Regions from separate parts of the Homo sapiens genome. Here region 1 is linked to region 2. A link is a loop called in an ENCODE intact Hi-C map of the cell type or tissue named here. Cell type or tissue: B cell. All regions are shown on one strand. Each heading gives the region's core, and the rest is flanking DNA. Links, peaks and the distances in the headings are about the cores only.

What was found. Hi-C counts contacts between places; a loop is a spot of excess contacts. Peaks named below come from ENCODE experiments on the same cell type or tissue, not always from the same donor. Only the 100,000 strongest peaks of a DNase experiment are listed, where the experiment ranks them.
Region 1: a loop joins it to region 2, with 3 times the contacts of the local background. A loop is called at or near these places in 2 of 110 quality-filtered maps.

Annotation. Positions count from the first base shown.
Region 1 is chr21:35,434,801-35,442,771 of GRCh38, forward strand. The region is part of intron 2 of LOC100506403 (a long non-coding RNA gene); the gene reads right to left. Among named protein-coding and RNA genes, the nearest start is that of MIR802, 280 kb to the right of the region's middle. In B cell, for the core only: no CTCF peak of the experiment used is centred there; a DNase peak (open chromatin) is centred at 3,961; H3K4me3 peaks cover 1,179 bases; H3K27ac peaks cover 1,480 bases.
Region 2 is chr21:35,520,925-35,528,895 of GRCh38, forward strand. All of the region lies in intron 1 of LOC100506403 (a long non-coding RNA gene), which reads right to left. Among named protein-coding and RNA genes, the nearest start is that of MIR802, 200 kb to the right of the region's middle. RefSeq lists enhancers at 3,955-5,154, 7,408-7,527, 7,588-7,637, 7,658-7,837. In B cell, for the core only: no CTCF peak of the experiment used is centred there; a DNase peak (open chromatin) is centred at 4,607; H3K27ac peaks cover 1,846 bases.

The DNA.
Region 1 (7,971 bases), core at 1,242-6,241, 87 kb before region 2:
GTTAAAATGGTATATAAGCCCCAGAGTCTAACCACTTCTTTGTGTTGTCAACTCCTGTGCACACAAAAATATTAACATCAATAAAATGTATATGCCATTTTCCCTGTTAATCTGTCTTGTCAGTTTAATTTCTATGCCCCAGTTACTAAACCTAAAATGGTAGAGGGAAAAGTGGTTTTTTCCTCCCCTACACGTGACACAGGGCTGTAAAATATGTTCAAGTTAATTTAATCTGTTTTAAGGTTTAATGAGACTGGTTTTATTTTAGAGCACAATGAACTTTGGAACTCTTTCCTCTCAGTTGCCTAGATGCAGGTATGACACATCTGAGAAATTATCCAGGAATTAGCTTTATCACAAGAAGAAAAAGTCAAACACCCGTGATTGTTGCTTTCCCACAAAACAGGGGTGCATCTTAGAATTTCTGCACCTCTGACTTGGCAGAAGCCTCAGCTTCATGAATAGTTGCAGGAGGTAAGTTGATGCAATGGGATGCTGGGCAGGTCTCCTAAACCCAAATCTCCCGCCTCCTCATGTTCCCTGTAATTTCCATAATAGAAGACAACAGTTTTCATTTCACAATTATTGATAGCAATCACAAAACAATACCTGTGAGAAATGTTATACTAACAATCCCACATTCAGTTTTCAATGGTTAAGAGACATCTTTTCCAGCAAAAGATGTGGATGAGACTGAAAAGGATATCACAGATGGAGGAGACAAACACTTAAAATGGGGTTTAGCCATGATGGAAATAAATTTCACCTACTTCTGAGCTTGACAGGTCAACCCTTACTAGGCTTCATCCATCGACCCAAAGCAGCTACTCAGATGTTACTTTCCAAGCATTGTTTTTTGGTTTTTTTTTTTTTTTTTTGTGAAAACAAAACAAAACAAAAAAACACCTGAGTTCATCATTTATTTCATTTTTTTGGTAAAACAATTCATTTAATTCTTGCCTTCAAAGAGCTTTTCAACTGGAGGAGGATGTAAAGAAAAATGCATAATTATGTAGAGTAGAAACATAAATACATTCTAGCAATTTACAGTCCTTTAGAGCCTAAAGTTTAGAAATACATACACTTCAACACATATTCCAAAAATACTTCTGCAAAGAGGCAGCCCTCTCCTACCAACAGCTACTAAAAGAGTCCACCAAATGTCTAGATATAAAAATACATAATCATACAATTAATGAAAACTTATTTTGCATTGTGTAAAATTTCAAGTATCTATCAAGGTTGGTTCTATCATTGGTGTGCTTGAATTGGAGGGTGAGCAAGGCTCCTATGTTGCACCTGGGAATGCACCTCTTAAATCTGTTAATATGTTATCCTTCTCTTTTTAATTTTCTTAAAATTTGTTTGTTGAAAAACCTAGAGCATATTTTCTACATTTTGCTTGTTGCTGACTGTATCCCCATGGTGATTCTTGATAGATTTATTTTTCCCTTGTGTTTTCTACAGCCCTAGTAGTGAGATCTAGAGGCTGGCTAAGATTTAGCTTAGAAGGTTTGAGTGATAGTATATCAGGAGATGTGCTGTGTCCTTCCCATTGCATCCAACTGGAGACACGTAATATCTGGTTCTCTCTCTTTTTGTGATATTGGCATTGACCATTGGGAGTAGGTGATGCCAGCTTCATCCAAAGCTTCCCTTCAGCATTTTGTCTAACAGTTTTAGCAGTCATTGATAATCCTTGCCTAGACTCATTGTTTCATTAGTGGTTACAAAGTGGCGGCATTCTAGCTCCTTCTAATGCCTCCTTTGTTTATAAATTCTTTTGAAAAAGAAAAAATTTATCTCCTCAACTATTTTGGTTATCCCAAGGTACAGCGCTTTCTGGAAACTGGGGATAAATGCTTGATTCTTTACCTTTATTTGCCACTTTTCAGAACAATGAGTTGGTTCCTGGCATCCTACAAGGGGAGTGCAAAGCTTTTAAAATATCACTATAAATGCTTGGATTTTGACATATCCTCTATGTTTCAATACATTGCAGATATTATTCTTTGTTTGTTTGTGTTGAAATAGGATCTTCTGCTGTTGCCCAGGCTGGAGTACAGTGCTGCAATCATAACTCACTGCAGCCTCGACTTCTTGGGCTCAAGTGGTTCTCCCACCTCAGCCTCCTGAGTAGCTGGGACTGTAGGCGTGCACCACCACACCCAGCTAATTTTTCATTTTTTATTTTTTGTAGAGACAGGGTATCACTATGTTGTCCAGGCTGGTCTTGAACACCTGGATATTGTTCTTTTTAGATCCATCTTTGAATATAGTTTTTTCATCTTTGGCCAGTAGGAGGCTTTACCTGTTGAGTCCTGTGTGTTTTGAGTCTTTTCCCATTGCCTAAGCTGTCTTTGAAGGCTTCCTTGCTTTCTGGTATGATAAGATGTTACCACCTCATCTTGAACATTTCTTGCCCCAGGCTGGAATTAACCTTTTTTTTTTTTTTTTTCTCTCAAGGACCCTGGTTCCTTTCAATAAAAAAGGCATTTGGATACGAAAGCATGGATGCTTGGGAGCTCCTTGTTCTTGGGGGGGTTAATCATTGGTTCTAGACCTTTTCAGTGGACACATCCAGAAAACGTTTTTAAATAGAAATACATCAGGAGTTTATACCAATATTTACAATTCAAGTTAAGAGCTACAGATTTTTAAATGTAGTGTCTTTGATTTTCTATTTAATTATCTTAAGTCAAAAAACTTGATTTCTTATGACATAAATATAATTATTTTGTGCTTTTCCTGGTTAATGTAAGAAAAAAATTTTAAGAATCCATACCAACATATTATTAACAATATAACTACTGAAGCAATTTAATATTTTGTTGCAGTTCTTTTCGTCCTGAGGACATGTCCCACTGCAGATATACAACCAAATAGACAAGAGTGTAAATCACTTCAAATAATTCCTTTCTACATGGTTAATACTCCGACTGATTTATTTCATTTTGTTTTTGAATTAAGGGATTTTTTTTGTTTTATAATTTTGTCAAATATTTGTATATTTTCAAATGAACAAAACAAAGCAAATTCAGGAAAACCTCGTTTCCAAATCTGTTGCTTTCACTGTTTCCTCCCTCCTCTAATGATTCGCTTTTATTAATTTGTTGTTTCCTATCCTACTGTCATTGAATGTGTTAAATATTAAATACACACTCACTTTTCTTAGGCAAAAGGTAGCATAATACACATTCTAATTTTTGTCTTACTTTTTGCACTTAAGAATATATTCTAAAGATTACCCCTTGGCAGTATATAAGTTAGTCTTTCATCTCTTTTAGTAGCTACATAGTAGTTCATTGTGTAGATGTAGCATAGTTTATTCAATCAGTCCCCTCCTGATGAATATTTGGGCTACTGCCAGTCTCCTTCCACTGCCACCAGTGCCACAATAAATAGGCTTTTGCATTTTTTTTTTTCATATTTGGTAGTCTATCTTTGGGATAGATTCCTAGAAGTGGGATTGTTTGGTTAAAAGATAAATAGAGCTATCATGTTGCTGAAATCCCTGCCTAGTGGCTGTACCACTTTGCATTTCCACCAACAATACATAAGAATGTGTGTTTTCCCAAGAGAATATTTTCAAATTTCAAAGTATTCAATTAGAACACCCACCAAGAAAGATCTTTATTAGGAGAATCAAACTAAAGCTATTGATACTTAAAATACACCTAATAACAACAATTTTTAAAGCTTTTGACAGGTGCTTTTCATGAATATAGACCTAAGAATTTGACTTAGAAATAAGAGAGACGTTGTACTGAAAAGATAGAAGTAGAGAGAGGAGACCCAGTGGAAGAGTAGAAAAGTAGAGAGTCATTGGCTTAAAGAGTTGAAAAATAGATCCTTATCTCAGCCCTGCTGTGAGCTAGGTATGTAATCTACACGAAATTGCCTGCCACTCTGGGTTTCAGTTCCCTCTGATGCATAAGCAGGAGGTGAGGTTTCTTACCTCACCCTGCTGTCAGTTGCCTTCCAGATCTCTCATCTGTGTGCCTGCATGCAGAAGGCGAAAGGAATGCTACAGGAAGCCATCAGACCAGGGTGGGAAAAACTGGGGGAAGCCCCACTTCCACGTTAGACCAAAATCAAATCAGAACCCCAGACACTCCCAAGCTGGGTGTTGTTTGCAAAACATTGTTCTCCTGGGACCTGGGACCAAGGTTGGGCAGAGGGTGGAGTCTTCAACATTTACCAAGTTCCTGTTTTAGGCTGGGCATGCTGTAGCTGCCTGGCATTCGTCAACTTGCTTTTGTCCCTGTAATCTGTTTTGCAAATAAAGACACATGGTCTCAGAGAGATTAAGTGGTTTGTCCCAAATCACACAGCTGGCAGCAGAGCTGGGGTTAAAGTCTTCTTATTGCTTTGTACCTGTGAGCCCTACACTGCTGCAGAAATACTACAAAGAATCGGTTCTCTCCTAGACGACAGAGGCCATGTACTGAACACAATTAGTTAAACCCTGTGTAAAACTGGAGCCTTCTGGGCATGATAGAGAACTTCCAGCTGTCTTTGAACAAGACAGCTTTGTCCCAAGAAAGCTGTCAAATGACTCACTGCCTGATAAGGAATTAGAAAACCATAAAATAATCCTGTCAATCTATTCACTAAAAGCTAGAAGTTCATTTGTTACCAAATTCCTGGCCAAGCAAAAAGGTGTCAAAAGGGAAATTAACACTTAATTGATCCATAACTATGCAGAAAGCATTATGTTGGGTAATTTACAGATGCTACTTAATTTAATTTTCATAATATTCCAATAAAATAAGAGTCATCTTTCCATTTTACAGACGAAGCAACTGAAGTTCAGAGAGATAAACTAAATGCTGTAAGTTCTCGCATTTAGTAGTGGTGGGACTATAATTTTACCATGTTTCTTTGTGATTTCAAAGCCCACTCTCAATTCCCCAAGTTGTATTAAGCCAATGTGACAGGACCGAAGGAGCCCGGCAGTGGACACAGAGCAGGATTTGTTCTTCTCTGGTTTTCTCGGTAACCAGCTATGTGCACATCACATAAAGACTTCGGAGTTCAGTTAATTTTTGTCAACATCTCTTGTTCCCTTCAGGTCACAGCCCACATTCTTAGCATGGCCACTCTGCCCTATGGCCACCGTGGCCTATATGACCTCATCCCTGCCTACCCAATAGAAGTCACTCCCACCTACCACACTCCAGCTCCCCTGGACCCACTGAGCTCCTTCAGAGCATCACACCATCCCACCTTGGAGGCTTTGGTTACACTGCTCCTTCTGCCTAGCACTCAGTCCTCCTTCTCCCTCTCCCGCTCCATCCCTTGGGTAATTCTTACCTATCCTTCAAGGATGAGTTTAGCCATGTTTTCCTCAAAGAAGTTTCTGATCATTCAATCACATAAGATCACTCTGCTATTTGCCTCCCTAGTATCATAGCCTCCTTTCCCTTTTTTAAATAGCATTTGTTACTTTTAACATGGTTTCTTCATCGTATTTTCTATTTCAAAGTTCATCTTCCTTGTAAGCTCTATGATGGTGACAAACACACTATCTGTCTCATTCACTGATATTTCCCCAGAGTCACACACAGCACCTGGCTCCATAAACACATGCTCCCGACTCCGTCCCTCCTGCTTGCCCCTTCCTGTAGCCTGGACAGGAGACTTGGGATTCTTCCAGGAGAGATGCTCTAGAGTGGACAGACTTCATCTATCATTGGCATTTTTTAAAAGACTTGATTAGAAACCAAAGTAACAAGTATGATTAAATGATGGAAATGCTAGATGTTAAAAACCAAGGTTAGAACTCCAGGTTGTGTCTTGTGACCTCAGCTGCCCATGAGTTTGGCAAACTGCAAAACCACGCATAGGAAGGGTTATTGCCTCAACTGTTGTTTTGGATCAGTTTAGTCAGACATGCATATGGCAGAATTCTTTTTTTTTTTTTTTTTTTGAGATGGAGTCTCGCTTTGTTGCCCAGGCTGGAGTGCAGTAGTGTGATCTCAGCTCACTGCAACCTCTACCTCCAGGTTTCATGCGATTCTGCTACCTAAGCTCCCAAGCAGCTGAGACTGTAGGTGCATGCCACCATGTCCAGCTAATTTTTGTATTTTTAGTAGAGATGGGGTTTCACCATGTTGGCCAGGGTGGTCTCAAACTCCCGACCTCAAGTGATCCATCCACCTGGGCCTACCAAAGTACTGGGATTACAGGTGTAAGCCACTGCGCCCAGCCCAGAAATTTAACATCAGGTGTATGTCATCAATTATAAAGCCCTGAGTATGGAGAATTCATCTTTTGCAGAAGGTTCTCCTGTGGCCAATTTACTAGAAAAATACAAAGAAACCACACCAGGAACCAGGAGGTAACACTATCAGCAACATCTTTGCATTAAGACAATATCTCCATCTAAACACACTCATTTTTATTTTTACTTAACTATAATTTGCTTGATAAAAATGCAAAATAATCTTCCGTGGTAAATTATAAATACTTTCACTCAATATTACAATTAACCTATATTCCTGAACCCCAAACCATGGCACACTGTCTAAGTGCCTTGTACACACTATTTTGATAAATTCCCACAGTGACTTTAAGGATGGTACTGGTGTTTTCCTTGTAGACAGCCAGGAAAGGGAGGAAAAGAGAGATCGAATACTGGTCCCACACAGTATGGGCGGAATCCAAACCCAGGTGGGAAGCTTCTGAGCCCGCTAGGAATCCTTCCTGTTTGTAAGCTTGCTTTGTATCAAATGATCAAGCACAGACACACTTATCCTAAAATGGGGAGCACATGCCCTGCTTTCTGACTGAACTTGAATTCTCAGAAACATTATTTATGGGGGAAAAGTCTTACAAGTAAAGAAGTCAGCTAGCTTCTCAGTCCAAAATCTACCTAGAGAAATCTTTTATTATTGTCCAATTAAGTTTGGCAAATTGCAAAACCACTCATAGGAAGGGTTACTGCCTAAATTGTTGTTTTGGATCAATGTAATCATACATGCATATGGTCGAAATTTAACATCAGGTGTGTGTCATCAATTATAAGGCCCTGAGTATAGAGAATTCATTGCATTTTTTATTATGACAACATTTACCAAGTTGACCATGTTTAAGCATTTACCAAGTCAATCATTTAGCATTCTATAGTTCAAAGGTGATGGGTATTACATTTAAAGGAAAGATGACATAGTCAACAATGCCACTAGCATAAAGCATCTAATTTCTAGGCTCTCCACTTCAGCTCTCCTCTGTTAAGGCTGGAAGTAACTGCCATGATCTCACCACTAGGAGGGAAAAAGAGAAATCTACCCATCTATGATAGTGAAGAGAAAGCTCAAAGCAAGTGGACCTATGGCGCTGTGCTCAGACTTGAGCAGACATCAGAATCCCATGGAGGGCTTGTAAAGATCCAGATTGCAGGCCCACCCCTAGAAGTGGATCTGAGGTGGGGGGGCCCATGATTTTGCATTTCTAGCAAGTTCTCAGGTGATGCTGACACTGCTGGTGCAGGGACCACACTTGAGAACCACCCACCCATGACACTGGTGCACAATGTTTCAAACTCATGCCAACAGCAGACAGGATGCATCTACCCACATCTATACCTGGCACACCTGCACCACACAGGAACACCACATATCTGCACAAGGTATCACAGGCATACCCGTCACACACATGCACACACTTTTTTGCATGTGTATGCCAGAAACACACTATACATCTGCACCACTCATAGGTAATACAAACTGGCATCACGCACACAAACACCACATGCCTACATTACACACTGTCGTGCACACACAGCTGTACCACACGTCTATAACTCACATCATACACATTCACCTCGTATGCAGACAGGCACTCACATATACACTGCACATAAACAGTGCATACCTATACCACACACTCCTCACACCTGCTCCACACACTCACATGCATGCATACCCTCAACCTACACATCATATGTGCTGTTCATCTGCACCACAC
Region 2 (7,971 bases), core at 1,626-6,625:
TGGGAGCAGTCTCCCTTTTCTCTGAGCTAAAAGGCCTGAAGTTATCTGCATCCAAAACCTGGGTATTATGGCTAAGGGAAGGAAATGACCTTTTCAGGTTTCCTCCAGTCTGTTTGCAGGCCTATGGTAAAGACCAGGGTGGGCTGGTGGATTCTCAGGCAAGCTCCCCCTGAAACTGTGGGGAGGTGATTAAAGGATTAAAATTTGCATGCAAAGCAATAGATATTCAAACCCTTCCTACCCGCCCCCCACCCTCAATGTAACAGAGAAGATAAAAGCTGTTTCCTTTCAAAGCTTCAGGTTAAAGATGGAAGAATTAGCCAATATGTAATTGTATAGCGGGGCACTCAGAAAGGGCTGAGAGGAGAGAAGGCAATGATATCCAAATAGCAATCTGTGCTTAGAAAAAAAATTAACCTCTGAAAAGGGAGAAATGTCATTGTCTAAGGTGGTTCTCTAAATGGGGGTGGGGGGAGAGTGATGATTCTTACGCCTTCCCAGAGGACACCTGGCAACAGTACAACTGGGGGTGGGAGGTAGGGGTGCTACTGGCCTCTAGTGGGTACAAGGTAGAGGGGATGTTAATGCATAAGGCAGCCTCCCGCAGCAAAGAATGAGCCAGCCCCAGTTGGCAGACATTGAGATGGAGAGACTGAGAAAGGTTGAGAAGCTGTGGTCTACGGAGAAACCCTGGTCTAAGGACCTATTCTGGTATTTATTCAGTCTATCTGCTCAGGATGTTTCCCGGCCCATCTTGACTATTCCCAAGGAACCTCAACCCAACTCTTAAAGTGAAGCCCCAGGGTTTGCCTTGTTCAGCCTTAGTGCCTGGAACCTCTCGGCCTATGAAAGCCTTATACCCGGGGAAGCGATTGGAGAGAGGAATCCCTGTCCAGGGCTAATTGATTCCCCCAAGAACTGTGTATCTGCTCTCTTTGCGGTCAAGGAGAGAGGATTTATGAGACACATTAAAACCTATCTATGTCTTTCTTTGTAAATAAACTGTTTAGAGTTCTCAGATTTCGATCTAAATAGTTACAAACTTTATCAGGCTTTGCTGTAGTGTTGTTCAAAATAAGATCCTGCAATTATCACTCAATTGCTGCCTTGGAACTGAGACAGGCAGGCGCCGTGGGCACGGCCCAGGACGGCACACTGCTTGGAGATACAGGTCAGGGAGATGCTTCCACTCCATGTTTCCAAGAGAGCACAGGACATTCTTTGTAACGCACGTCTGTGTGTCCTGGGAGGGTGGATGAGGAGCCATCTGAACTGTCTGCTTCAAATTTATAAGAGCCTTTTTGAAAAGGAGATTGTCAGGGGCTTGCAGCCCTGGTACTGCCTCTGTCAGCTGCAGGGAAGACAACAGACTGTTCACACCTGTGTGCTCCGGGAACCAGGGGATGACATGCCACCACTTGCTCAACTTGGGATGACTGGTACGAGGGAGTCTATAAAAAGACTTGGTCTTCTAATTACTTTAATTCATTTTTTTAAAAGCATAGCTGTACTTCAATTTAGCAACCATATTCCTAAAAATGTTAGGCCATACAAGCAAACATTTTTGTCCTTTTTTCCATGATCACTCCCATAAAAAAAAAAAAAACACCTTTTGGGCATTTTTCTGATTGCTTCTCCACCTCCTTGAAATTTTGATATGTTACACTGTGTATCTGGTTATGTATAATGGTCCTTAGGAAGGCCACACACCTTCACAGTAGCTAGGATCTCACCTTGGGGGCCATACCAGTCTCTTTGAGCATGGCTGTGCTACACTGCATCTGCCCATTTGATTTGACATTGACAGTAGCCACTATCAAAAAGTATTCAAGAAACCAGGCACGGTGGCTCATGCCTGTAATCCCAACACTTTGGGAAGCCAAGGTGGGGTGGATCCCCTGAGGTCAAGAGTTCGTGACCAGCCTGGCCAACATGGTAAAACCCCATCCCTACTAAAAATACAAAATTAGCAGGGTGTCGTGGCACATGCCTGTAATCCCAGCTACTCAGGAGGCTGAGGCAGGAGAATTGCTTGAACCCGGGAGGTGGAGGTTGCAGTGAGCCAAGATCGCACCATTGCACTCCAGCCTGGGCGATGAGAGCGAAACTCAGTTTCAAAAACAAACAAAAAAACAAAGAAGCATTCAAGAGCCTGAAATTTTTTTTTCAGTGATTTTTAAGTCTATTTTTAATGGCTCTTTGTAGGAACAATGGCAAGAAGATTAAAATTATCTGCTAGATAATCAATTAATGTCTGCAGACATTTGTAGCCTTTTCTATGAATGGACTTATTTATGAAACTGATTTATACAACATCCATTGTTTAAGCTTACTTTTTATGTATGCTTGGAACAATTTTTCATGTAATTACATAAATTTTGGACATCCTTTTTATAGATGTGTAATATGCCATGCTAAGTATGTAGGTTATCAGATTTAAAGAACTAGTTTTGTTGGCTATTTAGGCTAATTCTGATGTGTCTCTATTAGAAAATGCTGCAGAGAACAGATGCAGCTCATCTTCATGATTTTTTGGATGCATTCATATTGTAAGATGCTAGGAATTCTTTTGCCTTTTAATTAAAATGTACCAGCACTTAAATGATCCATTATAAGTAAAAAATCTCCCAATAGATTAAATAAAGCAAAATAGTAACAGATCTTTGCATGTCTATGTCTGTCTGTGTGCAACTTAGACTTTAATTTGTTATTTAGCTTAAGGCAATGTGTTCCTAAATGCTACTCTAAGAACTTGTACTTACCACCCCTTCCACCAAACACAGACACCTTCCAGAGGACCCTTGCCCTCCAATGAGATCTCTATTGTCTTATATTAATTTAACCCTGCTGTTCTAGGTATATCAGAAGTCCCATAGAGTAGGCCTGTTTTAATTTCCCAAGGGACCACATAAAACATTGTACCTGGTGTGCTCAAGTTCAGTGAATTACTATCAGGACTTCTTGGAGTCTTCTTTCCCCTAAGATGCCCCAGTTTCCATGTTGTTGGCACATGGCCAGGTGCAGTATCCCCTCCAAACCTATGACTGGATCACTGATTGGAATTCTCCCTGGGGGGCTGCCCCTTCCTTCACATTCTCAGCTCCATGCCCCGCCACCCCCTCCTCAAGTAAACAGCTCTTGAGATTTGACCCAGGAAAAGTCAAGTCCAACAGAAACTCCCAGAACATTATACCCCGGCCCCATTTGTTTTGAAAATAGTATCGAAGCTTACAATTGCAAACATACAAGTGCTTAATTATTGCTCAGTATCCATTTTATTTCTAGATATTCATTGAATTCCATTCAAATGTCGATATTAGCAATATTAAAAATAGATGGCTGCAATTTTTCTACTGATTATATAAAGACAGACACTTTAGGTAATGGTCACATATGATGTGATTAAATTGTTTTGCTGTCATTGTGTTAATTATGTGCCAAAGTTAAACATATTCATCTGCAAATTCAAATCTGCCTGGATATTACCAGTAATTATGGCAGTAGCAGTCAAATAAGTGTCCTCATGTGGTCGAGAGAGTGTTTGAGGCTATGGTAAATATCATAAAAATATCATAGTCTATCATGTGTTTGAAATACTATCCTCTGATAAATGACTACTTTTTAATACCTGTTTGTTTTCCTGTGTATGAGGCAAATGGAAAGGAAAATACTTTTTGAATGAGCTTGTTCATTGACTTCAGAAATGGTGGAAACCTTTGCAGTGTCTGCATCCCCCTGCTCTGTACTCAGCATGGGGCAGCCACCGAAGGCTCCCAGCCCCTCACCCAGAGATACTGGAAGTACCACAAAAGTTGAGAAGCAGCTGGTGTTTGGCAGGTGAGGCAGAGGATATTATTGTTATTGATTATTGTATCCTGATTATTATCCTTCATGCCATCTTCCTGGTAAGGAGGCCCTTAGACAGGTAAGAGCCCATAAGAGTAGTCAATTTTGATCTTCGTGTTCATCTCTGTGATTTTCTTTCTTAATCTATAAAAAATATCTTTGTTGAAGAAGCGGTTATGTACCAAATGTTTGTGTCCCCCCAAAATTCACATGTTGAAGCACTAACCCTCAAAGTGACTGTACTAGGAGAAAGGGCCCTTACAGAGGTAATTAAGGTTAAGTGGACTCATAAGGGCAGGGCTTGATCCAATAGGATCAGTGTCCTTATAAGAAGAGACAGGAGAGTGCTCAAGCACTCTCTTCACCATGTGAGGACATAGCAGGAAGGCAGCAGTCCACAAGCCAGGAAGAGAGCCCTGACCAGGAACCAAATTGGCTAGCACCTTGATCTTGGACTTCCAGCCTTCAGACCTGGGAGAAAATAAGTTTCAGTCATTTAAGTGAGCCAGTCTATGGTATTATGTTGTCGCAGCCCAAGCTGATGAATACAGAAGGAAATGAAAATAATGGGGATTCTGGCTTAGCTTTGGCACCTGGATTGTCTGTCACCTGTAGATCTATTGAGCATCCAGCTAAACATTTTGAACCTCCCTGGGTACCTGAGTCTGTGACCAGTGTTGGAGACTCAAAGATCTGTAAGACACAGTTCTCATCGTTGATAACCTACAGGTCACATTTGACAGGCTTCCATCAGGGAGGTCTTGTGATTCATGGCCACATCCTGTCCCCAAGTAAAGAACCTTACTGTGAGTTCCTCAAATTGTTGATGTACTGATTAATGCACGACCTACTGACATTGAAAAGGACACTGATTTGTTTCTGAATCATGAAGTTTTGCTGATTTGTCTCTGAATCATAAAGTTTTATTGATTGTCTTACATGTCCACATTTTAGCCTGTATGTTGCAAGCTGAAGCAATGATTAAAACCTCTGTATTGCACCTTAACCAAAAGGATAACTCTATAGAAGGAGTGGCTCCCTTCCTTCTCAACATTCCTCTAAAAGCCTTCCTACCTGTAACAGACCCTAGAACATGCTGGACTTTGTCAGTGTGTCTTCCCTGGTCCATCCTCACACTTGATTTCCAATAAACCTGTGGGGTCCTGATAAGAGTAAGATTAAGATTAAGATTAAGATAAGATGAATCTCATTTGGGAGAGAGCCCCAGGTGGGGAAGAACAATAAGCCATTGTTCTGAGAGCCAGCCAATCACAGACAACCTACAGACATACAATGACCTTATTCCACCTATAGTCCCCTCCAGCTCTGCTGACACCTCGATCTTGGAAGAACCACCTACCAACATGGGTGAAGGCAGAGGACAGGACCTTCCTTTGGGGCAATTGCTCTGGTGCCTCTGTTCAGGGGAGGTGTCACATTCTAAATAGCTGAGCATGGGCAGGAAGCACGTCAAGAGTGCCCAGGTAAAGGACAAGTGTCTAGATCTAAGGACACAGTTTCCCAATGAGCTTATATCCCAGGACATCGGTTTTGAATCCAAAACTGGGACTCAGGGTGTGGGAGACATTAGGGAGAAAATTAGACTTTTGAGAGTAATGCCCGGGAACACCCAATGAGTAGCTGAGCCAGAAAGCTGCAGATTTGTATGGATATCACCAAACATCAAGCAAAAGGCTTTTCCTCTCTGAAGACCAAAATGACCAATCATAGTGATCAGCCTTGAAAACAAATTAGAAAAGGCTGTGCTTGGGAAGCTGGGAGGTACGATGATATTTTAGTGCCTTAAATGTGAGTCAGGGTAGAGACAAGATTCTCTGAGTTGAGTCTATGTTATTCCTCTGAGGCTTGTTGACCAAGGGAAAGTTAGAAAGTTATATATGTGTGTGTGTGTGTGTGTGTGTGTGTGTGTGTGTTTTAAAGTTTTGCTACAACTGGACTACAGTCCAGAGGGGAGATATATATATATAATATATAATATATTATATATATCACACTATATACAGGACAGATGATATATAGAAGATATATTATATACACACACACACACACACACACACACTGGGGGTGTGTGTGTGTATGTGTGTGTATATGTTTTAAAGTTTTGCTACAACTGGACTACAGTCCAGAGGGGAGATATATAGATATAGATATATATATACACACACACACACACACACACACAAAACATATATCTATACACATACATATAACATATATATATATTATGTATATAAAGTGGTGCAATGGACTATATGTTTATGTCTTCCCAAAATTCATACATTGCCACGGAGAGGGGCTTCTGGGAAACCAGTCCTACTAAACCCTAAGGTAATAGTATTAGGAGGTGGGACCTCTGGGAGGTGATTAGGTCATGAGGGAGGAGACTTCAAGAATGGTATTGCTGCTTTTATAAAAGGGATCCCAGAGAGATTGTTTGCCCCTTCTACCCTGTGGGGGCACAGGGAGAAAACAGCCATCTCTTAGGACTGGGCCCTCAGCAGACACTAAATCTGCCAGTGCCTTGATCTTGGACTTCCCATCCTCCAAAACTGAGAGAAATAAATTTCTTTTGTGTGAAAGCCGCCCAGTCTATGGTATTTTCATTAGAGCAACCCAAACAGGACTGAGAGAAGTAGTATTGCTGGAACAGGGGAAACAATAATGGTAAAATATACAGGGTGGAGGGGCCCTGGTCTTTAGAGACATCATCTTCTTTCTTATCCTTGGGCAGAAGCAGCAGGAAACTAACAAGAACTTCCAGCAGCAGGTGCATGGTGAGCTCATCACTATTGCAGTCACATCAGGCTGCCATTCAGGATACCAAAGATGGGGCAGCTTACACACCAGGCATGACTTTCTCAGTTTTGGAGGCTGTAAGTCAAAAATCAAGGTGGCAGCCAATTCTGTTCCTGGTGAGAGTCCTCTTGCTGGTTTGCAGATGACTGGCTACTCTCTGAATCCTTACATAAGGAAGAGAGCAATCATCTCTCTCCTGTGTCTTCTCCTAAGAGTGCTAATCCCATTCATGAGGGCTCCACCCGCATGACCTATCACCCCCAAAACCCCATCTCCAAATACCATCACTTTAGGGATTAGGACTTCAACAGAGAAATTCAGGGAGGGGACCACAAACACTCAGTGCACATCAGTAACTCACAACTTCTCTCGTAGTTCCCTGTGGATGTGTGGAAGAATGGGTATCTGTCAAAAGTTAGACACACCAGGGGAAAGGAAAGCCTGGTGATTCTATAGAACCTTCCTTGTACTCCCGTCTCCAATTCAGGATCCAATGGCAGGAGAATGGGCAACAAAATGCCCTGAGAAGCTCATGAGGTCAGCACAGAAGATGCCATGAGTCTCCTGTGATGTTGGGAAAGGAATCTCTCTCAGTGGACACTGTGGGGAGGGAAGGAGGGTCTGGGAAACAATGCCTCTCTTGCCTTTTTAAATCTAAGAATTGCACATTCAGAGGGGAGTGGGAGTACAGTCATGTCATCATCTCCACATTTCATTTGATAAAGGATAGACGGTTTTGAGTCATAGACCTTTAAATATGCATGGGGTGGGGGTGGCATTAGATGAACCCTAGTCTCAAGTTGCTGGGTGAGATGAAGTCAAACAGTATCAAACCCTTTCATTCTCCTAAAAATGAGCCAAGACCATGAGCTGTAGGTAGGCATTTGCTCCAAAATGATATATTGCAGTTTTGCAACTTTCCTTTCTGTGGCTGCTGCTGTCCAAAATGCCACTTCCCTCTTAAGTTCTTCTATGCACAGTTAGAAAGATAAAATGCTAAGCAGTTGAAAAGGGTTGAAAAAGAAAGATGTAGGTTTAGGTCCGGAGCCTGGCGCACCCGCCCTAATTTGAGTCAGGGACCCTAGGCGCCTGCAGCTCCGGTTCGGGTTGAGTGCCTCCTGTCAGGATGTGAAGCTGCTGTCCCCCCCGGGGGCCTCCAGCACTGCTGAGGACTCAGCAGTCAGCCTCTCCTCCCACTTGGGCTCATTTACAGAGAGCATCTCCAGGAATCAGTCATGGGGAAAGGGGAAACGCGGAGTGACAACACAACACGTAGAAAGTTCTCTGCCGCCTTGGTCAGGCTTGTCA